Linked DNA regions of Homo sapiens: all the other regions are linked to region 2. A link is an interaction called in ENCODE POLR2A ChIA-PET data of the cell type or tissue named here. Cell type or tissue: PC-9. All regions are shown on one strand. Links, peaks and the distances in the headings refer to the core of each region. The heading gives the core; the rest is flanking DNA.

The links. ChIA-PET counts read pairs that join two places held together with the same protein. Peaks named below come from ENCODE experiments on the same cell type or tissue, not always from the same donor. Only the 100,000 strongest peaks of a DNase experiment are listed, where the experiment ranks them.
Region 1: POLR2A ChIA-PET joins it to region 2 with 6 read pairs; 1 of 35 experiments calls an interaction of 5 or more read pairs at or near these places.
Region 3: POLR2A ChIA-PET joins it to region 2 with 5 read pairs; 5 of 35 experiments call an interaction of 5 or more read pairs at or near these places.

What each region holds. Positions count from the first base shown.
Region 1 is chr2:235,390,272-235,401,201 of GRCh38, reverse strand. No RefSeq gene overlaps it. Among named protein-coding and RNA genes, the nearest start is that of AGAP1, 98 kb to the left of the region's middle. RefSeq lists an enhancer at 5,880-7,079. In PC-9, for the core only: no CTCF peak of the experiment used is centred there; no DNase peak of the experiment used is centred there; H3K27ac peaks cover 336 bases.
Region 2 is chr2:236,765,177-236,776,106 of GRCh38, reverse strand. It overlaps LOC105373949 (a long non-coding RNA gene), which reads right to left and starts at 6,955. Exons shown (of 5, transcript XR_924026.3): 1 at 6,812-6,955; 2 at 1,478-1,773. RefSeq lists enhancers at 1,209-1,709, 1,710-2,210. In PC-9, for the core only: no CTCF peak of the experiment used is centred there; a DNase peak (open chromatin) is centred at 5,976; H3K27ac peaks cover 2,430 bases.
Region 3 is chr2:236,659,941-236,670,870 of GRCh38, reverse strand. No RefSeq gene overlaps it. Among named protein-coding and RNA genes, the nearest start is that of ACKR3, 96 kb to the right of the region's middle. RefSeq lists an enhancer at 9,033-9,709. In PC-9, for the core only: no CTCF peak of the experiment used is centred there; DNase peaks (open chromatin) are centred at 5,170 and 5,530; H3K27me3 peaks cover 838 bases.

The DNA.
Region 1 (10,930 bases), core at 2,388-6,387, 1.4 Mb after region 2:
CACTTTCAAACAACCAGAACTTGTGAGTATTCTATCATGAGACAGCACTAGGGACATGGTGCTAAACCATAAGGAACCACTGCCATGATCCAATCATCTCCCACTAGGCCCCACCTCCAACACTGGGAATCACAGTTCAACATGACATTTGGTTGGGGACACAGAGCCAATTCTACCTCAAGGCATATTATTCCACCCTGGCCCCTCCCAAATCTCATGTCCTTCTCACATTGCAAAATATAATCATCCCTTCTAAACAGTCCCCCAAAGTTTTAACTCATTTCAGCATTAACTCAAAAGTTCACAGTCCAAAGTCTCATATGAGACAAGGCAAGTCCCTTTTGCCTATGAGCCTGTAAAATAAAAACAATGGGTATACAAGCATTGGGTAAATACTTCCATTCCAAAAGAAAATAATTGGCCAAAGCAAAGGGGCTACAGGCCCCATGCAAGTCTGAAACCCAGCAGGGCAGTCGTTAAATTTCAAAGCTCCAAAATAATCTCCTTTAACTCCATATCTCATATCCTGACCACACTGATGCAAGGGGTGGGCTCTGAGGCCTTGGGCAGCTCTGCCCCTGTGGCTCTGCAGGGTACAGCCCCAGGGCAGTTTTCATGGACTGGCATTGAGTGTCTGCAGCTTTTCCAGGCACACAGTGCAAGCTGTAGGAGGATCTACCATTTTGGGGTCTGGAGGATGGTGGCCCTCTCCTCACAATTCCACTAGGCAGTGCCTCAGTGGGGACTCTGTGTGGGGGCTACAACCTCACATTTTCCATTCACACTGCCCTAGCAGAGGTTCTCCGTGAGGGCTCCACCCCTGCAGCAGACTTCTGCTTGGAATCCAGGTGTTTTTATACATTCTCTGAAATCTAGGCAGAGGCTCCCAAGCATGAACTCTTGCCCTCTACACACTTGCAGGCTTTAACACCACTTGGAAGCCACCAAGGCTTGTAGCTTGTGCCCTCAGGAGCAGCAGCCTGAGACATATATGGGGCCCTTTTAGCCATGGCTGGAGCTGGAGTGGCTGGAACACAGGGAGCAGTGTCCTGAGATTGCACAGGGCAGCATGGTCATGGTCCTGGCCCACGATATCATTCTTCCCTCCTAGTGCTCTGGGTCTGTGATGGGAGGGGCTGCTGTGAAGATCTCTGAAATACCTTCCAAGCATTTTCCCCATTGTCTTGGCTATTAACCTTTGACCACTCTTTACTTTTGCAAATTTCTGCAGCCAGCTTGAATTCCTCCCCAGAAAATGGGGTTTTCTTTTTTACCATATGGCCAGGCTGAAAATTTTCTAATATTTCACATTCTGCTTCCCATTTAAACTTAAGTTCCAGTTTCAGATCATCTCTTTGCTCATGCATATAAGCCTGAGCTTGAGTGCTCTGCTGCTTAAACATTTCTTCCTCCAGATACCCTAAATCATCTCTCTCAAGTTCAAAATTCCACAGATCTCTAGGGCAGGGACACAATGCCTCCAACCTCTTTGCTAACTCATAACAAAGGTGACTTTTGCTCCAGTTCCTAATAAGTTCCTCATCTTCATCTGAGACCTCCTCAGCTTGGACTTCATGGTCCATATCACTATCAGCCTTTGGTCACAACAATTTAACAAGTCTCTAGGAAGTTCCAAACTTTCCCTTATCTTCCTGTCTTCTGAGCCCTCCACACTCTTCCTGTTATCCAGTTTCAAAGTCACGTTCACATTGTCAGGTATCTTTATAGCAATGCCTTCACTTTTGGTCCCAATTTTCTGTATTAGTTCATTCTTGCATTGCCATAAAGAGACTGGCTAATTTGTATAGAAAAGAGGTTTAATTGACTCACAGTTCCACAGGCTGTATAGGAAGCATGGCTAGGGAGGCCTCAGGAAACTTACAATCATGGCAGAAGACAAAGAGGAAGCAAGCATGTCTGTCTTACATGTCAGGAGCAGGAGCAAGAGAGAAGGGAGAGGTGCTACACACTTTTGAACAACCAGATCTTGTGAGCATTCTATTACGAGACAGCACTAAGGAGATGGTGCTAAACCATCAGAAACTGCCCCAATGATCCAATCACCTCCTACCAGGCCCCACTTTCAACACTGGGGATTACAACTGGACGTTTGGAGATTTGGGTGGGGACACAAATCCAAAGCATATCACCTAGCTGCTTGGGAGGCTGAGGTGGGAGGATTGCATGAGCCCAGGAGTTTGAGGCTGTAGCGAGCCATGATTGCACCAGTGCACTCCAGCTTGGGTGACAGAGTGAGACCCTGTTTCCAAAAAAAAAAAAAAAAAAGAAAGAAAGAAAAATAAAACAAAGAAATATTAAGAGTACAGGAGCTGAGCATGAGATCAAGGTCATAACAAGCTAAGAAAGTCAGAGTGAGTGTGTGATGGTCATAGCATGCCCACAGCTTTCCTTATTTTGTTTATGTGCATGTCCTCTTGAACTGAGCAGGTTTAATGGGAAAATGCAAGGAAGGATAGTCCCAGTGCTTCTTACTCTGGGGTCTTGGACTGGCTTCATGGAAGGACTCCATGGGCAGCTCCTGTAATTGTCTGCAGTATTTTGTGTACATGCATCCAACTCATTTTTTTTTTCTTTTCTGCTCTGGCTCTTATTTGTTGGCTACTGCTGCCTGCAAGACCTCACAGCTCCCCTGGCTGGTGGTTTTCATCATGTTGGGCACATGTGCATGCCAAGGATGCTGCCTCCAGGCGTCTCTAAAGCTGATGGCTTTTTGTGAGTCAAGAGTGGAACTGGTTCAGAAGAGAGGTAAAGAGAAGGGCCTTTCCCCCGTTCATGCTTTGTACATGCTTTGTCATGTCACCTCTCAATGCTCTGTTCTGCTCAGAGACTCACAGTGTTCTTTCATGAAAGCAGTTCCTTCAGCACCCAGCCCAAACCCTCTTAACACAGGGCCCCAAACCTAGTTCAAAGGCCGAAGGCTGCAGAAAGGAACTGCTGCTCCCCCTCATTTATCTGCTATGATGACCCTTCTCTCCGAACTAAAACCTTCCCTTTATAACCTCACTACTATGCACATTAGTTTCTTTTTTTGGTATTTTTGTATATTTTTAATTGACAAAATTGTATATATTAATGGGGTAGAGCATAAGTTTTTGGAAACACGCAGGCATGGGAGAATGGCTTGTATTAGTTTCCTATTGCTGCTGTAATAAATTTTCACAAACTCAGAGGCTTAAAACAATACACATTTATTTATTTATTTATTATTTTATTTTACTTTTTTTTTTTTTTTTTTTGAGACAAAATCTTGCTCTGTTGCCCAGGCTGGAGTGCGATGCTGCAATCACAGCTTACTGCAGCCTTGACCTCCCGGACCTAAGAGATCTTCCCATTTCAACTTCCTGAGTAGCCGGGACTACAGGCATGCACCACCACACCTGGCCAATGAAAAAAAAATTGTTTTTGGTAGAGATGGGGTCGCCTTATGTTGCCCAGGCTGGTCTCAAACTCCTGGGCTCAAGCAACCATCCCTCGATGGTCTCTCAAAGTGCCAGGATTACAGGCATGAACCATTGCACCCAGCCACAAATTTATTATAGAACTTATATAGAAAGATTCCAAAATGGATCTCACGGCTAAGATCAGGTGTTGGGAGGGCTGCTTTTCATCTGGAGGCTCTAGGGGAGAATCTGTTGATCTGTTTTCTTGCCTTTTTCATACTCCTAGAGGCCACTGGCATTCCTTACCTTGTGGTCCTCTTCCATCTCCAAAGCCAGAATCATCCAAATTCATGTTTCTTACATCACACATCTTGACTCCGACTCTTTGGCCACTTTATTTCACATTAAAGAACCTGGTGATTACATTAGACCCACTCAGGGGCTGCTACCAGATAATCCAGGACAATCTCTCCATTTTAGGATCAGCTGATGAGTAACCGTAATTTCCCCTTGCCATGTAATGTGACCTATTCCCAGGTTTTGGGGATTAGGACATGAATATCTTCGTGGGGAGGGCCACTATCTGCCGATCATCCTATACGAATATAATTCTAGGTGCAAACAATCCAAATGGCAGGCACTATTATCTACACCAGGAATCTGGCCCAACTCAGCCAGCCAATATTCCCTGCTGTGGTCATAGCTATTATTATTACATAGAATGTGCACTTACATAGGGAAGTATTGTTTTGTCTGTTCATCTCTCTCCTGGTGAGAGCACTTTCCTTCCAGTGTGTGGGTGGGCTTGAGATCCTACGGTTAGAGGACTCAGAGCCGGGAGCTAACACTCATTGACTCAGGTCGACGTTGATGGATCTGGTCTGAGAACCTGACCCAAGCCAGGCTGCTCAGCACATCTGAAAGTCCCTGGGACTTCTCACACCGCACCTGTAAAGGTGGAGTCTGTCTCTGATGATGGGAGACCCAAGATATCACATGTGGCAGGTGCTGGCCACCATACTTCCAGCCACATGGGGAAAGCCAGCTTAGGCTGATAGGGAATAAGGCTGGAAAGCAGAGATGAGCCTGAGATGGGAGAATGAGAAAGACACACACACTTGGAGTCCCAGCTCTGGTACTTTCAGCTGCTTTGCAACCTGATCGTCCCATGTGGGCGTTCATTAACCTCTCCTTCTACTGCATCAACTGTCACGGTGTTCTTCCAATAACTTCTCCCTTTTGTCTAAGCTAGTAGGTTTTTGTAGCTAACAGGTAAAATAATCTTCACTAATACTACTTATTGTAGAAATAAAGACAAAATGTGTAAAAGGAGCCTAGAGTTAATAAGAAAAGGTGTCTGTTATAAGGAGGAGGAAAAGCCTGAAACAACAACAAAAAAATACAGACATTTTGAGTGTGAAAAAGAGAAGAAAGAGACATGAGGAATCAAAGCATAGGAGTGTTAAAATGGGAAAATGAGTTCCTCCCTTCACAGGTCTTCAAGTAGAGGCTGATAGAAAGATAATTTGTGGGCCAGGCGTGGTGACTCATACCTGTAATCCTAGCACTTTGGGAGGCCGAGGTGGGTGGATCACGAGGTCAGGAGTTTGAGACCAGCCTGACCAACATGGTGAAACCCCATCTCTACTAAAAAATACAAAAATTAGCCAGGTATGGTGGCGCATGCCTGTAATCCCAGCTACTCAGGAGGCTGAGGCAGAAGAATCGCTTGAACCTGGGAGGCAGAGGTTGCAGTGAGCCGAGATCACACCACTGCACTCCAGCCTGGGCAACAGAGCAAGACTCCATCTCAAAAAAAAAAAAAAAGAAAGAAAGAAAAAAAGAAAGATAATTTGTGCATTTGTATAATGATGTTTCAGATCGCTGATGCATCTGAAATTCTATGACTAGGATACTCCAGTGCTCTAGTTTTCTACCTCCCTTTCTCTCTTTCTCTACAACTTTCACTCTCTAGCTTTCAATTCATGGAGAGAAATCCAAAAGCTAAATAAAAATTACAGACCAGAGAGGAAGAAAACTCTGTTAGGTGGTGATGACCTACAGGGCTGTCCTCAATGTAGTTTCAGAAAGCAGTTTCTAGGACCTGCCTCCCAAATTGTGAAAGGTTTTGTAGGATGAAGGATATTGCATGTGGCTTCCTGCACATGAGGGTATATCTCATGTGTTGTGGTGCCTCAATGCTTATCTTCAGAATTGTAGAGCTGGAGAGGAGAGAGTTAAGTTATACTCCCCAAAATGAGAGAAATTAAATTATTCGTTGAACAGAGGACTGGTAGAATGGGCACTGGCTACAGGAAGCTTAGAGGAGACGTAACCAGAGTTTTTATGACAAGGCTGGAAGAGAGGTGCAGGAATGATAGGTCACAGGAAGAAATGCATTCAGGTGCCTTTCCCCAGCTTGAGGCAGGGCAGGTGTAGATGGATGTTTTGTGATTGGGAAGATGTAGGAGTGGAAAGCTGGGGTACTGGTGGGGGAGGCAGTGTTCTGGGCAAAAGAGTGACATGACAAAGTCGTGTGAAGATTTGGCTGGGACACGGACAGGGTAGTAAATGATATAGTTGAAAACAATTTGCCAGAAAGCCATTTGGGAGAAAGCAAAATGGTCAATGGAAAGCAAATTGGTTGAGACAATAGTTTGGTTCATAATGAACATACATAATATTTTGAGTATTAGTAATTTTCATGCACTAATGGTTGCATGGTTTTGCAACCATTTGCAAGTTTTTTTCAGAATTTTTTCCGCATTTGAATTACTTAAAATTTCTAATTCACATCCAGTGAAGTTTCTTGGCCAAGATTAGCTGGAGCTAGGGGAAAGACAGGTGACCTAGAACTTTTGGTTCAAGAAGTTGTAGCATCTGAACTCGGGGAGAAAATGTGATTAAGTTCCACAGTTAGGTCAGGAGCTATGGCCTGTGAGCTTGGAAAAAAGGATGGAGTCTGGATGTTGGAAAGAGGCCGATATGAACATGAAACGAAAGGTCAAGAACAACCTTAGAGCACAGGTCATCTGGACTGTGGTCCAGAGGTGAAATGGTCATGGTAGAGTATTTCCAAATCAAGGCTTTTGTAAGCCTTAAATTCCACCCTTATGAGTAACAACTCTGAGTCATAAGGTAGTGGAGAGAATGCCTGACAATACTCAAATCTGAGGTCAATACGTGCATTAGTCTGTTCTTGCAGTGCTATAAAGACATACGTGAGATGGGGTAATTTACTTTGAAGACAGGTTTAATTGGTTGACAGTTCTGCGAGCTGTACAGACTTCTGCTTCTAGAGAAGCCTCAGGAAACTTACGATCCTGGCGGAAGGTGAAGGGAAAGCAGGCACGTCTTACCATGGTGGAGCCCCAGAGAGAGAGAGAGAGAGAGAAGGGGGAGGTGCCACACACTTTCAAACAGCCAGATCTCGTGAGAACTCTATCGTGAGACAGTACTAGACGGATGGGGCTAAAGCGTTAGAAACCACCCTCTTGATCCAATCACCTCCCACCAGGCCCCACCTCCAACACTGGGGATCAAAATTCAACATGAGGTTTGGGTGGGGATACAGAGCCAAACCATGTCAGCACAGCCTTCCCAGAGGTCTCCTCTGCTGTCTTTCCACTCTTTGGAAGAATGTCAGGGGCTGATGGAAGGCTTTGAAACCGAAAGGGACCTACCAGGGGGAACCTCATATGAACAGGAAGAGCCGGCAGGAGCTGCACTGCCCACAATAACGTACTCTCTTGCGAGAGAAAATCCATTCTCCTGTTCAGCTGACCCCATCGCAGGACCTTCTGCCCTCTTTGGATGTCATTGGTTGCCACTATAAACTGAGCATGTCAGTACATAGAGAGAGGCCTTTCTTTTGATGTTTGATCGCCTTTTGATTTGATTTATTTGGATTCTACAGCTTCTTTTTTTTCCCCCAAGATGGAGTCTCACTTTGTGGCCCAGACTGGAGTGCAGTGGTGCGATCTTGGCTCACTGCAATCTCTGCCTTCTGAGTTCAAGCGATTCTCCTGCCTTAGTGTCCTGAGTAGCTGGGACTACAGGTACACACCACCATGCCCAGCTAATGTTTTGTATTTTTAGTAGAGACTGGGTTTCACCGTGTTAGCCAGGATGGTCTTGATCTTCTGACCTCCTGATCCGCTTGCCTCGGCCTCCCAAAGTGCTGGGATTATAGGCGTGAGCCACCGCGCCAGGCGAGATTCTATCACTTCTAACTGAACCCTTTCATCGCACCTTCCCCAGGGTTGTGTGTAACATGCAGACATCGCAGAGTTTCTGAAAACTATTCTGTGGTGACGGCTTTCTCATTGAAAACCTGAGGACCAGAGCCTGTGGCGTGGTTGAGTGCCTTACAAGAGTGTTTTCTAATTAAAAAAAAGTCATAATGCCCATGCCAACAATTTAGACAACTAAGAGATATAAAATGAAGACAAAATTCTTCTTCCTATCTCAGGACCTCAATTTTTTCCCCTGAGGGACTCCTGTCATTTTCCAGGGGTAGGCTATTACCCGTATATCATTCCAGAAATGTCCATGCTTGTATTTATTTTTGAACTAACAACCAATCCCTTTTAATCAGTTGTCATTATTTTCCTCTGGTAACTCTGTCTTGAAACCAGGCTGCAGTACCCACGATGAGCACCATCTCTAAAACAAGAAGAGCCAGCCGGGCATAGTGGCTCATGCCTGTAATCCCAGCACTTTGGGAGGCTGAGGCAGGTGGATCATGTAGTCAGGAGTTCGAGACCAGCCTGGCCAACATAGTGAAACCCTGTCTCTACCAAAAATACAAAAAATTAGCCAGGTGTGGTGGTGGGCACCTGTAATCCCAGCTACTCAGGAGTCTGAGGCAGGAGAATTGCTTGAACCCGGGAAGCAGAGGTTGCAGTGAGCTGAGATCGCGCCACTGCACTCCATCCCCGGGCACAGTGTGAGATTCCGTCTCAAACAACAACAATAACAACAAACAAACAAACAAACAAAAAGAAGAGCCTTTGGCGGACCAGCCTTGCCAGGCACCTTCTCGAAAATCCCATTCTTCCCATTTTGGGCTAATCTTGTCTCTGAATCTGCTACCATCTCTCACCCCGATGGTCACAGCTGACATTGCTGCTGATGGTCAAACCACTGTACTGCGTTTCAAAGTGTTAACGGTTCATTTTCTCCAGCCATAGGCTTGTCTCGGGGACTTAGCCTCTCTTCCTAGGGTGGATTCCTGGTTGGTTGAGGACTTGGACTCATACAGATGGAGGTCTTCATTTCTTAGAGGTACACCGTTGGCTGCAGGGGTAAGGAAGCAAAGCAAAGTCCACATGGCAGGAGGCCACGAGGCACCTCTAGCAAGGCAGCAAACCCCAGCTTCAGGGCCGCCCAGGGCCGCCGGGTTAACAACTGAGAATGTCACCCAGCGGCAAGGGAGAGCTGGCTTCCAGCACATTCTCCAGTGCATCGTGGTATCTTATGTGGCCGATGGCTGTCTGTTTCTGTTCGAAGGTATTATTAGACTGTCACACAGATGGAAATAGCATCGTGCTGGCGATGTCACATACTGATGCCCGATCCGGAATGCGCGCGGAGATGCCTCATTTCATTCCCTTCCTGGGAGGCAGGCGCCATCACTGCTGCAGTCCTCGCTCTGCAAAAACTCTTCCTAGTGTGGATGTTGCTAATTGTCTGCCTTCCTTGCCAGGAAATCTACGGCTTGTCGGAGGAGAAGACTGTCACGTTAGGGAGCAGTTTGCTTCGCGAGCTTTGTTATTTTTCTACAACAGCTGTCCACGTAAGATTAAAATCCTGAGGAAGCTTGAGCGTCGCCCCCTCTACCCCCAGAGAAATCTGGCCCACCAAATGCTAGAACACGCAGCGGTTTGCTGATTTTCCTCCTTACTCTGTGGAAGTCAGCTTTAAACGGTGTGTCCCAAGGGAAGCCCAGTCGGTATATTTATACATGAGGATGCCTAGAAAGCCACGTCTTCACAGTATTTCATATATTTACAGAAAACAAACATATGGCTCAGCAGTGTGTTGAATATATTTTATATATCTATAGCTGTATATTTCTACCTTTCTGTGTGTATCTAAAACCACAGATTATTAAATTCGAAATAGGTGGTAGAGATCATCCTGTAACTAGTAGATTTCCATGCCACAGTTCACTTTTAGGTGAGGAAAATGAAAGTCTACAGAGAGTAAATGACTTGTCCAAGGAGGCAAAGCTATTACAGTTGGTGACAGAGTCAGGCTAGAAAACAGGGGGTCTGCTTTTTCCTGGTTCCTGCTTCACCCCAACAGGATCCATTCTTGCTGCTCTCTGCCCTCTCTGTGCCTCCAAAGACTAACTCCTTGAGTTGCATCTCTTGGGCTCCCCTTCCCATTGGCTTCTGGTTGGTTTGGCCAATGAGAGGCACTGGTGTAAGGTGGAGGGGAGGTAGAGAGGGAGGCTGGGGTGTTTCTGCCCACCACCCCTGCTTTGACATCTCACCTCTGACAGTAGCTCTGACCCTTCATGACGACAGCCTTCTCCTCTAGGTTCCAGCTCTCACCTGCCTTTCCTTGCTCCTTTAGTCGTAGGGAAGGTGGCACTGCCCACTGTGAGAAGTCTCGGGGTTCCCCGCCATCTCCTGTGTGGTCCCCCAGCCCTACCCATACCTCCGTAAAGAATCCTTTCTCTAGAGTCTCTTCCTTTGGACGATTTCCTGCTTGGTCGCTGACGGATGTGCCTGGTGTCCTGAAGTCACTTCTCACTCTCCTGTGCTGACCTGTGGCTGCGTCTGCAATCCGTCTGCACAGCCTGCACAGTGCGTGGGGCTAGCAGGCCTTTGGCAGACACTTGTGGAATGAGTAAATGAGTGCCTGCAGGAAAGAACAGAAATGCCCAAACAGGGAACGTTGCCTATTATTTGAGCAAAATGTATCCATTTTGAAGTTTTTCTAGAGTAGAAAATAATGTTAAGAAGTAAAACTATTGATACAGAGGAGTTCAGAGAAGGTGCAAGGATGGTACAAGGAAAAAAACTGTGGGCTAACGGAGTTGTAACCTCATTCGTGCTCCCAGCTAGAGAAGCACAGCTGGCAGATGACGTGTCTGTGAAAGCAAATCAGACATTGCCCTTTTGAGCATGGCGAACCACAAGCCACAACAGGAAGAAATCTGCCAGGGCCTTAGAGATCTTCTTATTCTACTTCCTCATCTTACAGAGCAGCGGGGCGTGGTCTAGGAGAGTCAAGTGAATGTGGGAAACTGGATGATGATCCCTAAAGGTCCACACCTTCGTCTCTGGCACCTGTGAGTATGTCCCCAATGTGGCAAAAGTGACTGCAGAGGGGGTTAAGCTGAGGATCTTGAGATGGGAGATTATATCCTGGGTTATCTGGGAGGCTCAGTGTAATCACAAGGGTCTTTATAAGAGGCAGGAGGTCGGACTGAGTAGTAGGAGCTGAGATGATGGAACAAGAGGTTGCGGTGATGCAAGGACGGGGCTGCGAGCCAGGGATGCAGGCGGTTCCTGGAA
Region 2 (10,930 bases), core at 3,774-7,773:
AATAAATTCCATAACGTGTCTATGAAATGTCTTTGAAATGGGTTAGTGCCTATGAAATAGACAAAAATAATACCTCTTAAAGTACAAAAGGATCATAAAGTGTTTGCAATTCTTTTGTAAAATGTCAGGGATTATTCCCACATTTGCTCACTTTCTTCTCTATAGTTATCTTCTCAATCACTGGGAGCAAAGGCATGAAACATCTTTGTCTGAAGATCTCTAATTTTACTCACTGTAGTTAGAAGTATAATGATTTTGTTTGTTGGTTTTGTGTTGCAGTGTTCTTTGAGGAAGAGTAATATAACCGTTTTTCTTTAACTTTTGTCAAGAGCCCTTAGGATGTTAGAAACCCTCAGAACTTAAAAAAAAAAAAAAAAAAAAATCCCTGCCTGAGAGTCTGTAAGTTGCTACAGCTGTTGTTTCTAAAAATGCCTGTAACCCTCGTTTTCCAGAAAAGGAAAGTATAATACACATTTTTAACCAGTAACTCTCATAAAATATCTACTATGTTAACAGGATTTCACTAGATTATTAAAAATACACAAAAAAGCAACTATTTCCACATCTTAAATGCTCAAATAAATTATGACCTATCTGCACAGTGGGAGTTGTTAAAATACAGCTATTAAAATTATGTTTTCAGAGAATTTTTAATATTGGAAAAATGCTCACTATATGACGTCAAGAGAAAGTAAGCCGGATATTAAGCCCTATACACAAACTTCATTGTCCTGATGAAAAATTGGCTCATTTTAATGTAGTTACAATGTATGGAACACTCATTATATGCCAGGTTAACAGGCAAAACTCAGCTTAGTTTACCTCATTTGTTCTTTTCAAACTTTCTACAGGTAGATACTATCCCCATTTTATATGAGAACACTGAGGCTCAGAGAGGTCAAATAATCTGCTGTCAGCACTCTTGCCTGGTAAAAGTGGCATTTGCAGCCCAAGTCCCAGCTCTAACCCTCCATATTCAAACGTGCGGTTCCAGGACCCGAGCATCAGCACCAGACCCTGCCCCACTCGCACCTTCTGAATCAGAGCCTGAATTTTCTCAAGATCCCCAGATGATGCATATGTTCCTTCAGCTTTGAGAAATGGCTCTAAACCATGCTATAAAGAATAAAACCTCCGAGAAAATGCATTGGAATGTTAACAGTGATTAACTGTGATTTTACAAGTGATTTTCATTTTCTTTTTTACATGTTTTTATATTTCCTAAATGATTTCCATGAGCAAATATTTCATCTACAATAAGAAAAGTGTTGAAGTGAACATTCCATCTTCTTCATTTGTTGATACAATAGAACGTAGATCTACAACATCATAAATTGCAAAAAAATAAATTTGAACCAATTCTCCCCCCTCTGCCCCTTATCACCCCCACTCCACCCCTCACCACCCCCATCACCAAAGTCCAGATTTATGAAACGCAACCACGGATATTCATGTAACCAGGGGCGGGTGCGCTTACCTGGAGCTGTCTCTCCCCCAGGGTGGCTGCAGAGGCTGTGGCTGCACCTGGGGTGACGAAGGGAAGACTTCACCACATTCATCAGTTGGTTCAGGGGCTGGGCAAGTGAGTGGATTCAAGGATGGCATGCAATCCATGCAGACGGATGCTGGATTCTTGGGAGATGACAGTGCTGTCACAGCCTGATATCAGAAGCCTGTCCATCCGCAGCTGGCAACATGGCCCCCACATGCCTTCCACCCGCGCATGGGCCCATCCTGACATCGCGCTGCATGAGAGGCTTCGTGATGACAACACTGAGCACAGTGAAAAAGACCAGGCCAATGGCAGGCAGCTGTGCCGCTGCTTTTCCCCTCCAGCCATTGCCACGTCATCAAAGCAGCTCAAAAAGCACCAGGCCTCTTAAATGCTTTCTAAAGGGCCATTGCTGTGGTTGCAGACTTATCTCTGACTTGGTCCCCTGAAAGTGTTCTCCTTCATACTAAGCCTCTTGTCAAGTCCTGACACTTTAACTAGCATTGAATGGCCTGTGGGCTTCTCTGTCCCCAGGAAGGGAGCTCTGCCCAAGTGGCCATCTCCAGGAGCAAGCGTACGCGGTGCTGTCCACCCCAGGCCCCAGCCCCCACAGCATCCCATTCCCCACCCCTTTTATCCCCATGATATTGAAGGACAGGTTCCAGCCCCCCAGCCACAGCTGGTTCCCCAGGAGGTGGACACTTGGCCCAAGCCAGGCCAGCAAACCTCTCAGAATTTTTTCAGTTTGGATCTAAGAGATCCCAAGCCTCGTCAGCGTTAAGAGCTTTACAGTTAAAAAGGCCAGGAGGCAGCCTGACCAACATGGAGAAACCCAGTCTCTACTAAAAATACAAAAAAATTAGCCGGGTATGGTGGAGCATGCCTGTAATCCCAGCTATTCAGGAGGCTGAGGCAGGAGAATCGCTTGAACCCGGGAGGCAGAGGTTTGCAGTGAGCCGAGATTGTGCCACTGCACTCCAGCCTGGGCAACAAGAGTGAAACTCTGTCTCAAAAAAAGAAAAGAAAAGAAAAAAAAAGGCCAGGAGGTATCGATGGCCTCTTTTCCCTTCCCAAGCCAAGCGCCAGTCTGTCCAGAGAGAGCCTGTGAAAGGTGTTCCGATGTCTGGCCTGTCATTCCTGAGGCCTGCCTTCTGCAGGCCCCTGGGATGTGTCCGTCTCCTCCTGGGAGATGCTGAGGCAGCACAGCTGGCGTGAGTGGGTTTCTGCATCAAGCACAGCGTGAACTAGAGTGGATCCAGGGCAGGAGCCATCCCAGGGAAGAGACCAGCCGTGCCGACATGGACAGGGCTGGGGATCTCTGGATGGTGATCTGTGTCACCAAATGTGCTCAAAGAACATGTACAAATCTCACCAGAAAGAAACACAAGGTCTGGCGACTGGGTGAAAAGGTGCCTGCTTCTTTTCTGATGGGATGATGAAGCCCAGCCACCCTCGGTGGAGAGGTGTTTGAGCTGATTTCTTTCTCCTATCATCCTGTATTAGGGTGGCCCTAAATCCTTAAAAGAGAGTTTATAACAGCACATAGACACAGCAGGGATGGCCAGGAAGATGAGGCAGATTGCAGGTGCAGCCCCAAGCCAAGGAATGCCAGGAGCCCCCACAGCTGGAAGAGACAGGGAGTGGAGTCTCCCCTAGAGTCTGCAGAGGGAGTGCGGCCAACACCTTGACTGTGGGCTCTGGCCTGCAGAACTGCAGAGAACAAGTGTCTGTTGCTTTAAGCCATCAAGTTGTAGTATTTTAGTACAGCAGTCCAAGGAAGCTAGCACAGGACTCGCGTGCTGACATAGACGTTTGAATTGAGCACCAAGTCGTGCTGAGGACAGATATGTTGCAGTGTCAGCAGGAGGGACAAAGGCTTCTGAAGAATCAGCCACCTGAGACGAGTGATGAAAGATGCATAGGAGGCGGCCACTTTAGCAAAGACTGAGGCAGGAACACTGTCCTAATCGAGCCGTTCTTGAAAGGGCCAAGTGCTGGGGTAGCCCTGGGGCAGGATCTTCACAACCACCAGCCAAATGACCAGCTGGACCAGTGCATCCCATCCTAAGGTTTCTGTTGGTGAAATACATCAATAAACCTGCCACCCAGCAGCGTGATCACACAATGCTTTCGTCCAGGATATCTCACTCATTATAAAGGAAGTTGCAGTGATAGGAACTCCACGTAGACAACGACGCAAGGAAGTGACCAGAATGCCGTCTGTGGACATGGAACTGGGTGGCCCGAGTCACACATGAATCAGGGGACGGTCCCCTTTGATGCAAAGGGGTACAGAGGGTCAGGAGCTCCCCACCCTTTGCAGGAAAATGTTCTGTTCACAGAGCTCAAAATCATTGCAGATAGCAAGACACAGAGCTTCCGACATTGCAGAGGGGAATACAAATTTTCTGCTGGCCTTGGAACATCCTCACCACCTGGGAGGAGCGGAAATGGAAAGATCCTCTTTCTTGTTTCTCCCTTGCATGGATAGTCTCTTTCGGGGCACCTGTGGACTTGGTTTGGAAGTGCACTTCTCAGAGGGGAACCTGGCAGGAAGCAGTCCCTTCCCAGAGCAGAGAGCGCTGGCTCCCCTCAGCCATGGTAGGGCTGTGGCTGCCCCTGCTAGAAGGCAAGAGCCAGGAGGGCTATCCAGCCCTCTCACCTCCCTGTCTCTCACTCTCCCACCTCCAGGCATGGTGCCCCATCCAAAGGGGTATTGAGGGAGTGGGGACCCTGGAGGTGGCCAATACTCTATATCTGAACCCAGGCCCTGCACCCAGCACTTTCTCCGTGGCAGCTGGAATGCACACGCTGTCAGGATTGTGGATTCACAAGAAAGGAGTAGATCCTTAAAAAAAAAAAAAAAAGAGAGAGACAGGGCGCAGTGGCTCATGCCTGTAATCCTAACACTTTGGGAGGCCAAGGTGGGCAGATCACTTGAGGTCAGAAGTTCGAATCCAGCCTGGCTAACATGGTGAAACCCTGTCTCTACTAAAACTACAAAAAAATTAGCCAGGCGTGATGGTGGGCGCCTGTAATCCCAGCTACTTGGGAGACTGAGGCAGGATAACTGCTTGAACCCGGGAGGTGGAGGCACTGAGCCAAGATTGCACCACTACACTCCAGCCTGGGTGACAGAGTAATACTCCATCTCAAAAAAAGAAAAAAAGAAAGAAAGAAATGTGTCTTATTTTAACTGTTTTAGCTTTATTGGGGGAATAATTCACAACTAGAAATTGTGCATATTTAATTTGTACAATTAGTTGTTTTGATAGATGTACACATTGTGAAATGATCACCACATTCAAGCCAGGTGACAGACCCATCACCTCACATTGTTGCCTCTTTTTGTGTTGAGACATTAATTTTCACTCTCTTAGCAAATTGCAAGTGTGCAATGCAATATTGTTCCCTATGGTCACCAGGCTGCACATTAGATCAGCAGAACCTAGCTTGCACAAGGGAAATTTTGTACCCCTTGACTAACATCTCCCTATTTCCCCAGCCCCCAGCCCCTGCCAACCACCATTCTACTCTCTGCTTCTATGGGGTTGCCTCATTTTAGGATTCCATGCAATGCATATCTTTCTGTGTGTGGCTTATTCCACCAAGCACACAGGTTCTTCCATGTTTCTCCAGGTTCATCCATGTTGTGGCATGTGTCAGAATGCCTTCCTTTTTAAGACTGAACAAAATTCCATTGTATGCATATACCACATTCTCCATTAACCCACGGAGGGGCATCTAGGCCGTTTCCATCTCTTGGCTGTTGGGAATGAGACTGCAATGACCATGGGGGCACAGATAGCTCTTCAAGATCTAGGTTTCCATTTTTTCAGGTGTTTATCCAGTAGCAGGATTGCCAGATTCTATGGTAGCTCTATCTTTAATTCTCTGAGGAACCCCCATATGGTGCTAGTAAATTCCCAACGGAACCCCTGGTAGCACACACAGCCCTGGGTCCACCCTGGCAGAGCTGTGCATGCTTCCACCTGCCCCTTGGATCCCTCTAAGTCCTGAGTCACTGCAGCCTCACTGTGAGCCTGGCAGAGCTGAGCCTGCTTCCACCTGTCCCTCGGATCCCTCTAAGTCCTGAGTCACCGCAGCCTCACTGTGAGCCTGGCAGAGCTGAGCACTGCCATCTTGGATCCCTCTGAGCTCTGAATCACTGCAGCCTCACTGTGAGCCTGGCAGAGCTGAGCACGCTTCCACCTGCCATCTTGGATCCCTCTGGGCTCTGAATCACTGCAGCCTCACTGTGAGCCTGGCGGAGCTGAGCACTGCCATCTTGGATCCCTCTAAGTCCTGAGTCACTGCAGCCTCACTGTGAGCCTGGCAGAGCTGAGCATGCTTCCACCTACCATCTTGGATCTCTCTGGGCTCTGAGTCACTGCAGCCTCACGGTGAGCCTGGCGGAGCTGTGAACACTTTTGCCTGCTATCCTGGATTCCTCTGGGACCTGAGTCACCGCATGCAGCCTCACCATGAGCTAGTGTCTGCTCCACCTGCGGTTTTCAGACCCCGACCCAGGCAGGGCATCTGCAGACAGAGACAGGAATTTTGCCCAAACCAGATGCAACAAGCACATTCACATTCTTCTCCCCTGAGAGAATGCAGCCTTTGGAGCCTGTCACACTGACCCAGCTCATCAGGTTTGAGCCACCCCCAGGGTCAACACACTCAGGGGCAGGGAATTTGTATCCTTCAACCTAAGGGGATCTTTTTAGCTCTTATTTGTCCAGAGTCACAGAAGATGAGCAGTGGGGGGAGGAGGATGGTATCTCCGATTTTGTGACCTCACCCCTGCCCATTGCCCTGGGAGAGCATCTGCAATAAACCCACCCAGGGGAAGGTGCTGGGCACCCCCCAGCTGTTCCTCGATTTGCTCAGCATAAACACCTGATGGCCATTTTTAATTACCTTCCACGGAGCTGGTTCCCGAATGTCACCAGAGGGAAGACTGCATCCTAAAGTTTCTAGATGCCTCCCTGTCTGCTCCCAGTTCTCCTAGGAGTGGGCACCAGGTAGGTCAGTGCCCACCTGCCAGGGAACACTGCTTTTTGAACCATCCATGGTGAGCACCTTGAGCTCACCTCCTTCGCTGGTCCTGGAGATCCTTCCTCCACCCTGCCCGTCCTACTCTGCCCTTCATCCTGTGCCCCAACCTGGGCCCAGGATCTCATTGTGGCCATTTGTTTTATCCCAAGCCATTGTGCTGGGATAGGAGATATGAAGGTAAGACCCTTTCCCTCCCGCTCTCATAGCACCCATGGTCCCATGGAATGGATCCCATCGAGTCATGATGACTCCAACACTTACCTAGCTGCCCTTGTCTGAGCCTTGGGGCCAGACATCTGGATGCCCAGCTGCCATCTCTGTCTGATTTCCTGTCCCTCAGCACTTCCTGATGAAGCCCCCCTGCCCCATGTCCCTCCTGCAGGAACTTTTCTTTACCCACAGGACAATTCTAGACTTCAGATCCCCCTTTTTAGCCTTATCTCCCCTCCAACCACCCCACTGCCCCTCCCTGGACCTAGCATCTTATTGCAGATGCTCCTGGAAGCCCCTCCCTATTCCCCTTGGCTCCTTCCTCTCCAGGAATCTCCTCCTTCTGCCCCCGCCATCTAGAGCTCTGCTGGCATCTGCTCATCTGGGACAAAAAAAAATATTTTGAAAACCACAGCTATTTCTCATGCTAGGGGGTAGGGGAATAATAAGGCCTTGAGAGAGCCAATATTTGGCACAGAAAGCATGGAGTCATGGAGAGAGAAAGGCCAGGGCCTCTCACAGAAGGAAGGGCTGGGATGGTGGGGGATGAAGGCAGCCTGCATTGCCTGGGTGCAGAGAACATCATGGCTTCCACTGGGAGAGACACCCTGGGAGAGGACTGCACTGCCTTGTGTCCTGCTGATCAGTGGCCTGACTCTGGTCACTTGGTTCTAAGGCAGACAGAGGTCATCATCGAAGCCTGGGGAAGCTGGGGCACTTGGGTGACATTCCCAGCCCACCACGTGACCACTGCCTGCTCCTGATTATGTGCCTCATTCCTGCCACAATGTGGAGAAAACCTGTGTGGGTCAGAGAGGTATTTGGGCCAAATCCATTTTTCCACAATGCGGTGCCATACCAAGAGAAAAGGTTTCTGTGTTAAGGTGCAAATCTGGAATTGGAAGCATTTTTGTATTGTCAGCAGACACCATGCCCCTGGGGAGGCAAAGAAAGAGTGGAGGTTCTGAAATGAAGACACTCAGCCCTGAGCCTGGCATCATCTAGGAGCTCACCCAGGGAGCACCAGCCAGAAAGAGGGACAGAAAATTCGCCCTAAACCTCAGAGCTGGTGCCGAAATGTGGCTGAGTCCTGGGTGGGCCAGTGACCTCAAAGACAGCAAGTTTAACTCCAAAGCTGAACTTCACGTTGGCCGACACCAGCAGGCTCAGGCCAGAGGCTGGGATGGGACGGGCCCATAGGTCAACCTCAAGAGTTGGAGTCTAAAAGGAGGAAGGCAGGAAGGGCCGTGGGTGTCTGGAAGGAATTACTTAATGCAGTGATTCAGGTTTCCCCTGACCCAGGGATTCTTTGATGTGTAACCCATGACCTCCAGGGCTTCTAATTTCTGTATGAAGATCTCACAGCCTCCAAGGGCACGTCACAGCAAGAGGCCCTGGGGTTAATGGCCAGTGCAGACACGGACACAAGGTCATGGACCCATGGGCCCACTGCTTTCATATGCCATGGTCGTCTAGTCATGTGACACTGTGCTCCATGGTGCATTCCTTGATTAGAGCTGGAGAAGCACCCAGTGACAGGCACCAGGCTTTCAAGATGGCAAAGGGAGTCCTGCCTCCCAGCCTAGACAGGGAGGCAGCCCACAAGCACACAATTACAAAAATAATCCAGGATTTGTGCACCAGGTTTCCTCTATTGACCCAAGAGGCCTAATTTCTCACACCACTCTCCCTGCTTCCCCTCCCTGGTGTGGCCAGGGATCCAGGTCCCGGTTTCATTAACCCCACCCTGTAACTTTCTTGTGTTGTACACAGCACCCAGCAGAGTGCTGAACATGTCAATTAAAGCTTGGTGGGTTGCCAAAATTTAAAACTTTCTGCATCAAAGGACACTATTAACAGAGTGACAAAGCAGCCCACTGAATGGGAGAGAATGTTTTCAAATCATATATCTGATAGGGATTGATATCCAGAATATATGAAGAATTCCTACGGCTCAAGAACAAGAAAAACAACCTCAATTTAAAACTAGGCAAAGGACCTGAGTGAGTGTTTATCCAAGGAAGAAATACAAATGGACAATAAGCATACAAAAGGGTGCTCAACACCCTTAATCATTAGAGAAATGCAAGGCAAAACAACAATGAATTACCACCGCACACTCATTGTGATGACTATTATCAATTAAAAACACAGAAAATAGCAAGTGCTGGCAAGGCTGTGGAGAAACTGGAAAACATTTCTTTTGTACTACTGTGGGATTATAAAATGGTGCAGTGTGGAAAACAGTATGCCTATTCCCCAAAAAATTAAAAATGAGATGACTATATGACCCAGCAATTCCGCTCCTAGGTATATGCACACAAGAAGTAAAGCAGAAACTCCAACAGATATTGATACACCCATGTTCACAGCAGCCAATAAGCAGAAGCAACCCAAGTGTCCATCAGTGGATGAATAGATAAATAAAATGTGGTCTATATTCTTTTCTTCCTTAAAAATAAAGAAAATTTTGATACATGCCACAATATGGATGGATCTCAAAGCCATGTTGCTAAATATGCCAGTCACAAAAGGACAAATAATGTATGATTCCTGTTACAGGAGGTACCTAAAATAGTCAAATTCATAGAGACAGAAAGTCGAATGGTGGGTTCTAAGGGCTGGGGGAGGGAGAATAGGTACAGAGTGGGGAGGAAGATGAAATGGGTACAGAATGGGAAGATGAAAATGTTCTGGAGATAAATGGTGGTGACGCTGGCTCAATAATATGTATGTGCTAATGCCACTGAACTGGACACTTAAAAATGATTAAAATGGCAAATTTTGAGTTACGTGTATTTTACTACAATTTTCAAAAATTTTGGTGGGTTAAATTCAAGTAACGAATGTAAGAACAGTTTTGCTTTTGTACCAAGAAACAAAAGGAGTCACTAATCCATCCAAGGGTAATTGCTGTGTTTACGATCTCTGTTTCCCTCCCTCTTCTTTGCTGGGCTTTGTAGCATGTTGTTAAGGAGGTCTCTGATATTCCTTTGTTCCATGAACCAATTACCAGTGTTCACAGGAGAAAAGAAGCCCAGCTGCTATGATACCGCCTTAAGATGGACAGAGGGCTTCTAACATCAAAAGTGATGCCTAGTATTCTTGGCAGTGTTTATTTACTAACCTGCCTTGATGGTCCTGAGTCCCTGAATGGCAGCCCCAAACACCCACGTGTCTGGATAGTCCCACACTGGGGCAGAGTACTGTGAGCCTAATATTTACCTGTGAACCACATGGGTCAAGTTTCTCTTGCTTTTTTAAGTGCAAAACTGTTATAAAACTGGTCTTAGTCTTTTCATAAGACACACATTGAATAGAAAAGTTGACTAATTTTTTATTTCAAAACCTGGTTTATTCTATGCTAGGGTGGTCCTCATCACTCCGTTCTCTGATCCTGTTTATCAAGTTTTGCCTTTAAATGCCCTTCAAAGACTATTTATGGGAGTGGGTTTAAGGCTTTGAAGATTGTTTGTTCTTTCAAGAGATAGACACATTTAAAACCCCTGTCACTGGACCCAACTGATGTGGTCACATGGCTCAGTCCAGGGAGGGTGGGATTTGTCCAGCTAAATGGGAAATATGACAGAGATTAAACTCACTGTAAACAAGAGGGATTAAGAGCCCAGAGCTGGGGGGCAGGGTGGGATCAAATGGCTTTGGTTGTCAGAGAATAAAGGCTCCTCAGGAAGTTAAAGAAATGCCTTTGCAGAGCCCAGTGCTGTCATCTTAGGCTATGCTCATAAAATCAGCCATCATGTACTTAATGGAACCATAAAACAGACAAAGGGCACAGGCAAGAGCGTCTGCACTTCCAAAGCCAGAAAGAGCCAACGTTGAGGGCCAGCTCAGCCAACATCTCTAGACGCTTTAAGCTGGACACTCAATGAGCTGCCTGTCACTTTTTGGCAATAAAGGCCCACTAGAGAGTATGTGCAGCATCATGATCACTTCTGGAACTGGCTCTCAAGCACCTGAGGGTGTTTTTCTGGAAAGAAAACTTTAGGAAGAGGGTCTTTCCCAGTTGATTTTCTCAGCATGCATCTTCAATCACATACTAGCAGGTACAGATGTACCCACTACCACAATCTCTCCAGCACGAGGCTTTTTCATGGTGGGGTTAGGAGGTTGCAGGTACAGAGAGAGGGTCTGCACACAGCCAGCTGAGGG
Region 3 (10,930 bases), core at 3,863-7,862, 110 kb after region 2:
GACAGGCTGGGACAGCAAAAGTTTCAAGCCTTTCTACACCCTGAGATCTAGGAGTTCTGTCCAGATAATTCCACTGGGTCCGGAAGAGCAAGGACAGATGCTTGCCCTCAGGCCTGGGCACAAGACTGCACTGAAGGGAACAGGAAAGAAGCGAGACCCCCTGGCATCATGGCATCCTGTGCCATGAAGACCCCAGCCCTCCCAGTGGGCCCATTAGCCTGACATGAGGGAGAGTGACTGCTATGTGTCCAGTAGCTCCCTGAGTTGGGCCACTCCTGGCTCCTTAGGAACTCCAGCTGCCTCTCCAGGATGAGGGAGCCCTACATGACTGAGGGACAGTGAGCCTCTCCTGGACTTGATGGCCACATAGCCTGGGGATGAGGACACTGGTGTGACAGATCCACCGGACGTCTTGGGCTCAGAACATGTGGCCAGGCCATGGTGACAGCCAGCACACAGAGAAGTCAGTGACACTGCTCCAAGCCAGGCTCCTTGTGGGTGCAGGGCACCATGCTGGCCGGGAAGGTGGTAAATGCCAACTGGAAGTGGCAGCAGCTGCCTCCGCCTCTCTGGCGGGAAGTTTGGGCTCATCTTTGAAGGCGGATTGCTACTCAACTTTGGTAAAACCAAAATCCTCTCCCAAGATGGGGATGTTAGAGATATTCAAGAACTAAACTATTTGTGTTCAGTAAAGAAAGTCAAAGGCTGCCTTTGTTGCAGGCAGATTCGTAACTCGGAAAAGAATCATGACAGGGAGAGCAGCCAGCCTTGGGGACAAGGAGAACCCTGTTCTCCTTCCAAGCACTTGGGGGTCATGGACTCTGGCAAGGAGGCTGTGGCCAATGGCAGCCCCAGCAGGGAGGGAGGGGGAAGGTCCCTAAAACACAGCTGCAGGGGTGAGCTGAGTACCAGGGGAGCCAGAAGGTTCCACCCTAAGCAAGGCACATCTGGGAGTAGGAGTCCTCAGATCTGGGAGACCTCGCTAAGCTGACTTGCCCACATCATAAGCTCCCCACTGCCCTGGCCTTTAGTCAGGTTGTGTTAGATGTGAAAGCTCTGTCTTTGCTTGGCTTTGAGTCATTAATGGAAATGGTTGTGTCTCTGATGGGGAGAAGCTGGGTTCAGAGGTAGCAGAAATTAGCCTGGAGATGTTCAGAGGGGGTCTGCAAGGGCCCTGAGCCAAGGTTCAGGGGGACTGCTGGCTGCTGTGACCATGACCGCCAGGATGGTCTTGGAACAGGCATCCCTGGGATGACCAGAAGTGTGGTGGGGAATTTGGCCGAAGAACGAACTTCCTGCAGCCACACGGGATGGGGGTGTGGACTGGGATGTGCTTATTAAGAGGCCCCCTGGGGGCTGGGTGAGGTGGCTCACACCTGTAATCCCAGCACTTTGGGAGGCCGAGGCATGCAGATCACGAGGTCAAGAGATCGAGACCATCCTGGCCAACATGGTGAAACCCCGTCTCTACTAAAAATACAAAATTAGCCAGGCATGGTGGCACACTCCTGTAGTCCCAGCTACTTGGGAGGCTGAGGCAGGAGAATCGGTTGAACCCAGGAGGTGGAGGTCTCAGTGAGCCAACATCATGCCACTGCACTCCAGCCTGGCAACAGAGTGGGACTCCGACTCAAAAAATAAAAAAGAGGCCCCTTGGGGCACAGAAGTCAGGAGCTCCAGAGCATGATAAGGTCTTGGTCCTTATCACCTGGACCACCGACCCATGAGAGTTAGTAGCAGCTAGCGATGGAGTGGCTCCAGGTGTCAGGAAATGCCAGGTGATACCGTATAATAACCTAGCCCCACATCTCAGCCTAAACAAGAGGGTGTTTCTCACTTAGACACATGTCCCCAGAGGGACAGCTGGGGCTCTCAGCCACTCCAAGAACCAGGTCGATGGAGCAGCCTCCATCTCAAACTGGGCTCAGGGAAAAGAGGGTCCTGGAGGGCCTTACCTCGGCAAATAAATGCCCCACTCCCAGATGATGCACATCTGCTCACAACTCTGGACTCATCGCGTGGCCCCACCGACCAGATGGACATTAGAGGTACAATCCCAGCAGGCCCCAGAAGGCAGCAGGGGACACCACTAGCTGCCCCTCCAGAGGCCTTCTGCACTCCAGCGAGAAGCTGCCCTGTGGCCTGGTATTTGCAGTCGCAGCTGCTCCCTGCCTGGCCTTCTCCTCGTAGATGGAATATCGGAGAAGTTATCACCAAATCTCCAACCTCCCCTCCAGCTGCCAGCTCCAGCAGAATGACAGGGGCAGTTTCCCCAGGTGGGCAGAGTTTGGGTTCTGCCAAGAACACAGTGAATTTAAACACCACCAACTTGTGTGGCTGGCTGAACCACAATAGAAAAGCCCAGTGCCTGCATCCCGGGGTGTGCAAATTTACTCAAGTGTGTGCCGTGACCTACAGGTCACTCCAAACTTCCACTGTAACTTCAACCTACAAGAAAATGATTCATCCTTGATATCCTAAGGAGAAGACTTAAATGGAGCATGAGACAGAGATGTCCTTCATCTTGAACTGTTATTTCTTTCTTTCTACTAAGTATAGCAACACAATTCCATCAGTAAATGTAGAAATTCCTCATTGAGTAAGAACTCTCAGCCACAAAGCACTGTCTGTCTGTAATTACATTTAACCCTCACATTGTAGTTGCAGACAGCAGTCTGCAAGCCCCATCAAGGTTGAGTGATAAGTGGCCTCAAATCATTCCAGTGACCTTCCCTTCGTCTCTCCCAGGTTACTTTTGCCATTTGATCCAGATTCAACAAGACCAGTTCCCACTAGCCCAGAGGCACCCAACCAGTGGCTGGAAGGTTGAATCCAGCTCCCAAAAATGTTCTGTCTTCACTATTTTTAAAAATTCAATTAGTTGCCAATATTTTTATGATTAATTTTAATTGGAAATTTTTTTTAAATTTTCACATTTTAAGATATACAGATATCTGGCTTCCCCTGACAACCAAAGTGATCCAAAGGCCCTGGGTTTGTATCTCTGCTTGGAGAACATCAGATGGAGCCAAGGGGCTGGGCCTGGGTCATCTTCCTCCACTCCCCAGCCCTCCCATGCCACCCACTCCTCCCTGTGACCTGCCTGGCCTGCGACAGCTAAGGCTGTGGCCCCTGGAGGGTGGTGCCATGAAGATGTGCTCTTGATACCCCAGCCCCCAGCCCCCAGCGTGATGCCTGGCTTGTGGCGGGGGCCAATGGTGCTCGTTGAATGAATGATTGAACTAGTGGGTATTCACTTAGAGAAACATGCTGGACCTTTCCATCAGGAACTTGTGCTGACACCTCAGCTCAGTCTCTTACAGGGTTTTTGGCCATTTGTGTATAAAAACATACATAAAGTCTGTTGGAAGGTAGGGAAGATACACAGGGGACTGTGCCCAGCTTGGCAAACCTCTTGGTACCTCGAGTTGTCTGGCTGCTCAGGTGAACGGAGAGGTCCTCCCTGCATCTCAGCCCATCCTTGGGGTAAGCCGAGGCAGTGACCAGAACTACTCTCGTCCTAACACCTGTTCTCTCAGAGAAGTCACCTGTGGGCAGGTGGGTATCACAGGCAAAATTCACCCCATTAAAGGCAGGAGAAGCTATAATCCCAGCACTTTGGGAGGCCAAGATGGGTCAATCACTTGAGCCCAGGAGTTCGAGAATAGTCTGGGCAATATAGCAAAACCCCATCTCTACCAAAAAATACAAAAATTAGTCAGGTGTGGTGGCACTCACCTGTAGTCCCAGCTACTTGGGAGGCTGAGGCTGGAGAATCCCTTGAACTCAGGAGGCAGAGGTTGCAGTGAGCCAAGATCGCGCCGCTGCACTCCAGCCTGTGCTACGGAGCGAGACCTTATCTCAAAAAAAGACAGTAGAAGCCACCCTGGCCTTGGCTCTCCCGAGAATGCAGAGAATTCTTAGCAGCCGAGTTACCCACGGTACCAAGGACCTCGATCAGTTTCCCGTTGCTGCTGTAACAAATCACCACAACGTAGCCTAAAACAACCCACATTTACCATCTTTCAGTTCTGGAGGCCGCATGTCTGACATGGGTCTGCAGGGCTGAAGTCAACGTGTGAGCAGGACTCTGCTCTCTCTGGAGGCTCTGGGGAGAATCCAGTCCCTGCCTTTTCCAGATTCTCAAGGCTGCCTGCATTCCTGTGCTTGTGGCCTCTTCCATCTCCATAACCCACAGTTAGATCACGCTGTTTTCTGCTTCCATCCCCAAATCTGCTCTCCTGACCGACTCTTCGTCCTCCCTCTTCTATATTCAAAGACCCTTATAATGACATTAGGCCCACCTGGAAAATCCAGAATGACCTCCCTGTGTTAAGATCATCTGCTTAACAACCTCAAGTTCATCTGCAATGTTGCTTCCCCTCTGCCCTGTAACTAACATATCCACAGTTCCCAGGGATTAGTATGGGAACATCTTTGGAGGCTATTATTCTGCCCACCACAGTCATATTCCCAGGAGTAATGAGACAATGGAGAAGTCCTGCCTGCAGGAATTTTCATTCTAGCAAATACATCCCTGAGCAAACACAAACACAGATTACGGTAACGCAGTGCAACTGTGATTCCAACCAGCTGAGGCCAGTCTTGAAGGGAAAATAGGATGCAATCCATTAAACTCAAAGGACTCTTCATCAAGTGCTCACCATGTGCCAAGTACTACATCAGATGCTTGGAATAAGAGGATAAATAGGAGAGAGCTGCCATAACAGAGCTCACGGGTTAGTAGGGAACAGTCCCAGTGGCTGAGGCCTGGTGCCATCCACATTCTCAGGGCAGGTGGGGCGGGCAGGTGGAGAGACCCCAGGTTTCAAGCCATGTCTTTGGGTAAATTATTCACTTCTTTAAAACTCCACCAATTTAGCTGCAAAGTGGAGATGAGAATGGCTACTTCCGAGGGCGTGGTGGGAAGGGGGAGATACCGCAGGTGGTGCCTGATGCATCACTGCACAAGGCTATGTTGAGTCTTGTGGTCATGGTGGCCACGTGGTCATTGGGGTGGTGGCTGAATTTCCACGCAAGCCACATCAGAGCAGTTCCAGTCTGTGCTCCTGTCATTCCATCCTTGGTTTTCTCTCCCTCCTTTGATCTTACAGAAGCACCAACTTCTCCCTACCCCGTCATTCATATCGCTCATGACTCATCTGCCATCTTTTTTTTTTTTTTTTTTTTTTTTTTTTTGAGGCAGAGTATCACACTGTCGCCCAGGCTGGAATGCAATGGCGCAATCTCGGTTCACTGCAACCTCCACCTCCCAGGCTCATGAGATTCTCCTGCCTCAGCCTTCCGGGTAGCTGGGATTACAGGTGCACACCACCATGCCCAGCTAATTTTTTGTATTTTTTTTTTTTTAGTAGAGACGGGTTTTCACTATGTTGGCCAGACTGGTCTCGAACTCCTGACCTCGTGATCTGCCCACCTCGGCCTCCCAAAGTGCTGGAATTTCAGGTGTGAGTCACTGCGCCCTGACTCATCTGCCATCTTTTAACCTAAAGGAAGAGGAGAAAGGCAGCTCTTTGGACAGCTGTCTGGGAAGACCAGTCCTGCAGCCCCTTAAGGAGTTCTCCTTCCTGCTGAAATTGGCACTGTCTTTGGTGGCACCTCAGGCTGGCTGTACAAAGAGCGTGGTCCCACTTCAATTTGGCCAATTATTAGCTATGTGACCCCAGACTACCTGCATAACCTCTCTGGTCATCGCATATAATATCAGGAACTGGACCAGTCAGGTTTGCACATTTTATTTTTCTTTTCTTTAGCAGTGGTACCCTTTCTTCAGCAGAAATCTTGAGTAAAATGCAGTATGTGAAACCAGTCAGAAGGAGATGTCGGGGACCAAGAGCCCTGCCTCCTGGTGACCCATCACCTCCCTCCTGCTGTAGAACCCCTGAGCTGCCCTCAGAGGAGGCACAGGTTGAAAGGCTCCCACCTGAGTGGTCCTGGAAGCCCCTTTTGCACTAGGACTCCTTGAGCCTCTGCCTTCCAGACCCATGGGCTGTCCTGTGCTTTTTTTCCTGTTGGTTTTTTTGTTTGGTTGGTTGTTTTGTTTGTATGTTTTGTTTTGTTTCGTTTTGTTTTGTTTTTGTCGCCCAGGCCAGAGTGCAGTGGTGCCATCTCCACTCACTACAACCTCCACCTCCCAGGTTCAAGCGATTCTCCTGCCTCGGCCTCCCAAGTAGCTGGGATTACAGGTGCCCACCATCACGCCCGGCTCATTTTTGTATTTTAGTAGAGATGGGAGTTCACCACGTTGGCCAGGATGGTCTCAAACTCCTGACCTCAGGTGATCTGCCCACCTTGGCCTTCCAAAGTGCTGGGATTACAGGTGTGAGCCACCATGCCCGGCCTTTTCCTGTATTTAAATTGAGATTCCATATGGTTTTGTAGACCATTTAGAAATAATAATAATAATAATAATAACCCAGGGATGTGTGAAATGCTTCTGTATCCTCTTCTCCATTGTCAAGTTTGCCGTGATCTTCACTCGCATGATTGCACCGATCTTCACTCACACGATTGCACCGGGAGGCTGTTGCCTTAGTGCCTTTTCCAATTCAGACCAAGGACAGGCTTCTTCCAAGCCCAGTTGACAGCCCTAGGTCTACTCTGTCCCCTATCAATATCCTGTTTCTGTGTGTGGCCAAACAAAACAAAAAAAATCCCATGATTCACCCAGAAACTGTGCCTAATGATAGACAAATTAAATGTCTATAACTTGTTGTAATTACTTAATAAAGTTTGTCGAGCGCTTAAGAATCCATCTGGATGAAAGAAACATTGTTAATGTAAAACATGATTACAGCAACAACTACAATCATGCCAAAATTCCAGAGTCCCACCCCCTCAGTAAAGAGCATGAGCTGTGCCATTGGTATTCCGCCGCGGGATGCTGCCATGCAAACCAGCATCCCCGCCGGCTCCTGTGACATCTGCCCACCCAGGGTATTTGCTAACAAGAAGGATGGAGTGGGAGGTGTAAAGGAAAGAAGTGCAGTCCTCCAAAGTGAAATTATTCCCTTGTCTCCATTCTGTGAAAGCTCCGAGTCCAAGTGAGCTTGCTAAAATGTCAGCCACGTGCCTCAGTGATTAGGGCTGCGGTTTGGGCAGCCTGTCAAAGATTTTCCCAGGCGACGCTCAAGCCCCTTCTCAGCCCAGCGCAGGAGGTTTGGTGTTTTTACTGCAGGGCAGTCCAGAGTTTCTGGGAGAGCAAGTGATATCCTATAAGCCATCCACACACCTTCATTCCCCACATGCATCCTAAACTTTAAGTTAATGTTCTGCCTTTTCTTTTTCCCATTCAGGGAGATTCACATGTTTGGCCAAGATAGCCTGTCCCACTGACAGGACCGTAAAGCCAATCCAACTGGGAGGAGAGCCAGGGAGGCTGCGTTCGTGGACTTGAAGAGTCTAACAGGCCTGCTCCTGGAATTTCATCCCTCACTCTCCCCACTTCTCCCTCCAGCCCAGCGTGAACTTCACTCGTGCCAAAAAATCAACTGCATAAGAACAGGATTAAGCAGGAGGCTGGAGACGGAATTAAATAAAGTGCATGAATGAAACCTCAAGATTTTCTTAACTGTGAACTCACCAAGAGCCAACACAGCGGAGCTTATGAAATTTCACTAGGTGAGACTGTATGAGTGCTTCCGCACCAAGCCAAATTCAACCTCCCCATAGCTTCCCCCCAACATTTCTAAACCTGCCCTCTGGAATCATACCGATCAAACCTAATGTCTGAATGAATATGTTTATGCCCAGTGAAGCATAGAAGATGACTGCTGGGCATCCAAGTCTTCCCTTTCCCCAAATGAATTTTCGTGGGTCTCCTGTCCCTTGCCGCCCTGACAGTTCGCCACCCACTCATCACGTTGTGGGTCGACCCCAGTTTAGGGCTGCTGCTCCCATGAGTAGTTTCTTGAGCTGCTCTTTCCCTGGAGCTGTCCACTCTGATGCTGGAAGGGCTTCAATTTTGGGGTAGATCAGAGTTTCTCAAACTTAGCTCTATGGATCTTTTCACCCAGAGAATTATTTGTTCTGCGAGGTGGTCCTGTGCACTGTAGGATGTTTAGCAGCCACCCTGGCCTCTACCCACCAGATACCAGTAGCAACCCCCTCCCCGCAGTGACAAAAATGTTTCCAGACATTGCCAAGTGTCCCTTGGGGAACAGAGTCCCTCCTGACTGAGAACCACTGGGGTAGAATGTTTGATTAGGGTCCCCTTCAACTGAAAGGTTCTAACCATTCATGATTCCATGAACTGCCCACATTTTCTCAAATCATCAGCTCAGTTCAGATTGTGAAACCACTAAGAACACAAAACTACTTTTAAAAAAGGAGCTGGTGTTTTGAAAGTTCCCCATGAGTAATAAAAAGATGATGATGGTCAAGACAAAATTGCAAAAATGCCCAGTCCCCTTAAAATGAAAGCAGCAGGAAGAGCGGCAGCCCGGGGTGGAGGGAAGGGTTGGTGAAACTGAATTCCTGGAGGATTTCCCTCTTTGGCCAAGTGGGTTCATAGCAGAAGCTTAGCAAATGAACTTCACAAAATGTTCTTTCCACCCGAAAATGGTGGTCTCCTGTAATTTTAGCTGGTGAGAAGAGGGAGGAAATAAAGGAGCCAATGTTTAAATGAAATGAAATAGAATCGCTTAGAACCCTTCAGATCAATGGCTGGCTGGCTGAAGCAAAATCTTTTTTAAAAAAAATTGAGAGCCAGCCTTCTGACTCCTCATTGCTGGCTGAAATATGGCCAGAACTGTGAATTGGTTTAAAAGTTTAGGAGAAAGTCTGACCTGAGATTTCAAAGCATCCCATTTTAAATTGAAACTAATTCTTAAATCCACAGGAAGAAAGACCATGCCATCCACGTCCAATGCATTGTGAAATTTCATTCCCGGAGCCCAACATTGGATGTCAACTCAAGGAGATAATTCCTTCCCTTACTGGCTGCCTCTGAGGAAAACATCTGTTTGGCTTGATTTTCTTTTATATGTTCAGACCAGTGGCTAGGACTAACAGGATTGCTTCTAAACAAGCTCTTGCCCTGTTCTCTTTCCTCAAGCTTTTCTACCTGGACCTTCACTGTGAGGCCCACATGGGTGTGCGTGGGGACTGGGTGTGAACCAGCTTCCCCACTCACACCTCCTGAGGACTTTCTGTTGTCCCAGGAGCTCTTGTCTCTGTCTCAGTTCCAAATGCTGAGTAATTCTGAGCACACAAAAAGGACCCAGAGCAGAGAAACGTCCCTGGTCCCAGAACTCAACAAAACCAGAGTGTGAGTGAGAGAATCCCAGAGGCAAAGGCTAATGAGAAAGCAACCAAGCCCCCTGCAGTCCCTGGCCTACATTCCAAAGCCTTATTGTTTTCCAAAGCATTTCCTCCGAAGTGACCCATTTTACCCTCTGAGTCCCTAGTGATGGAGAAGGGCTGAGTAACTGCCTCCTCACTGTATTCCATTCTAGCCTAGGCAGCCATGTGCTGGACACTTAACCTCATGGGTGAGTGGGGTGGAAGAGCCCTGACTTATAGCACTTGCCGATTTTCATGGTGTCAGTACTCCCACTGTGGCCAATGTCAAACTACCAGTGTGAAGTCAACTAGCTCCCCCAATACCTGCAGATTTAACCACAGTTCTTGCAAGCAAGTGTGAGTCATCTCCAGCATTCCAGAGTCTAGGGCACCCTCCCCTGTGTAGCACCCACCCCCCTCTCAGAGCTCTGACATACCTTATTTACTCTTGTCTCATAAATGCCAAAGGGTTAAAAACATTTTTGGCTGGAGAACCAGACACTTTGGCTCTGTAAAAGGCAAAAGGGGAGTTTGAGTATATTTTAGTTTGCTTTTTTTTTCTTTAAATAAGAGAAAAGGTGACTGCAAAATAGTGCAGCAAACTCTAATGCACTCAACTGAGAGTTCTAAAAAATACACACTGTACCCTACATCAAACACTGCTAGATTCTGATCTCCCAGAAGAGGGAAAGGTGGTTTATTTTTCTTCAATTCTTCTCAACCAGAGAATGGCCTGCCTCATAAAATGAAGTTAATCTTTATTATACATCAGAATTGCTTTTACCCATTAATTTTTTATTGCAGCTGAATATTGATAATGTCTCCCAAAATAACTGATTCTACTTTACCTACTGTCATGAAATTATTTTATAATTTTAGATGTATCTTTAGTGACAGTAAGAACAAAAATAAGGTAGCTTTGTAGCTTGACTTGAAACATTAGGGTCACTGCTTCCTCAACATTTAAAAAATTACCACTTTTGATGAAATTACGGTCATAGGATTACAATGTGTGCTCTACTAGAATTCTCCAGAGCAAAAAGAAAAATTGAGCAAATGGGAAATTCAGGACTAACCATCAGGAAGAGAAATGGCTTAATATACATAAAAGAAACTCAATAATAACCTAGTCAGGCTAGGAAATGATCTTTAACATAACACATCAAATAACATAAACATCCAAATCAACCTGAAGCCCGTTCCTTCTCACTCGTGTTTCACCCTCATGCTTATGCCAGATCAAAAACAGCTGGAAAGAGTGGAGAAAAAAGGAAAAAAATGCCCATTCACCCCCCAAGAATTTCAAGGAGACAATGGGCATGGCTTTATCCTGATGGCTGATCAAACTGGGTCAATTTTTAATCCCTTCACTTAACCTAGGGCTCGGGGGTGGGGGGCAGAGAGGGGTGGGCAATGGGAGATAAGAATGACTTCAGAGCTGACTGCTGGACTCCCTCTCAAGCAAACTCACCAAGCGCTCTTAACTTGGAAGCAGCTCAGGTCATTCTGTAATTTGCTAGGCAGGTCTGCTATCATGCGTCATTTAATATAAAAGGCAACTCAAGAGCCAACACAGCAAGGTGGTGCCAAGACTCAGTCACCATTAATGTGCATATTAAAGGCCAGC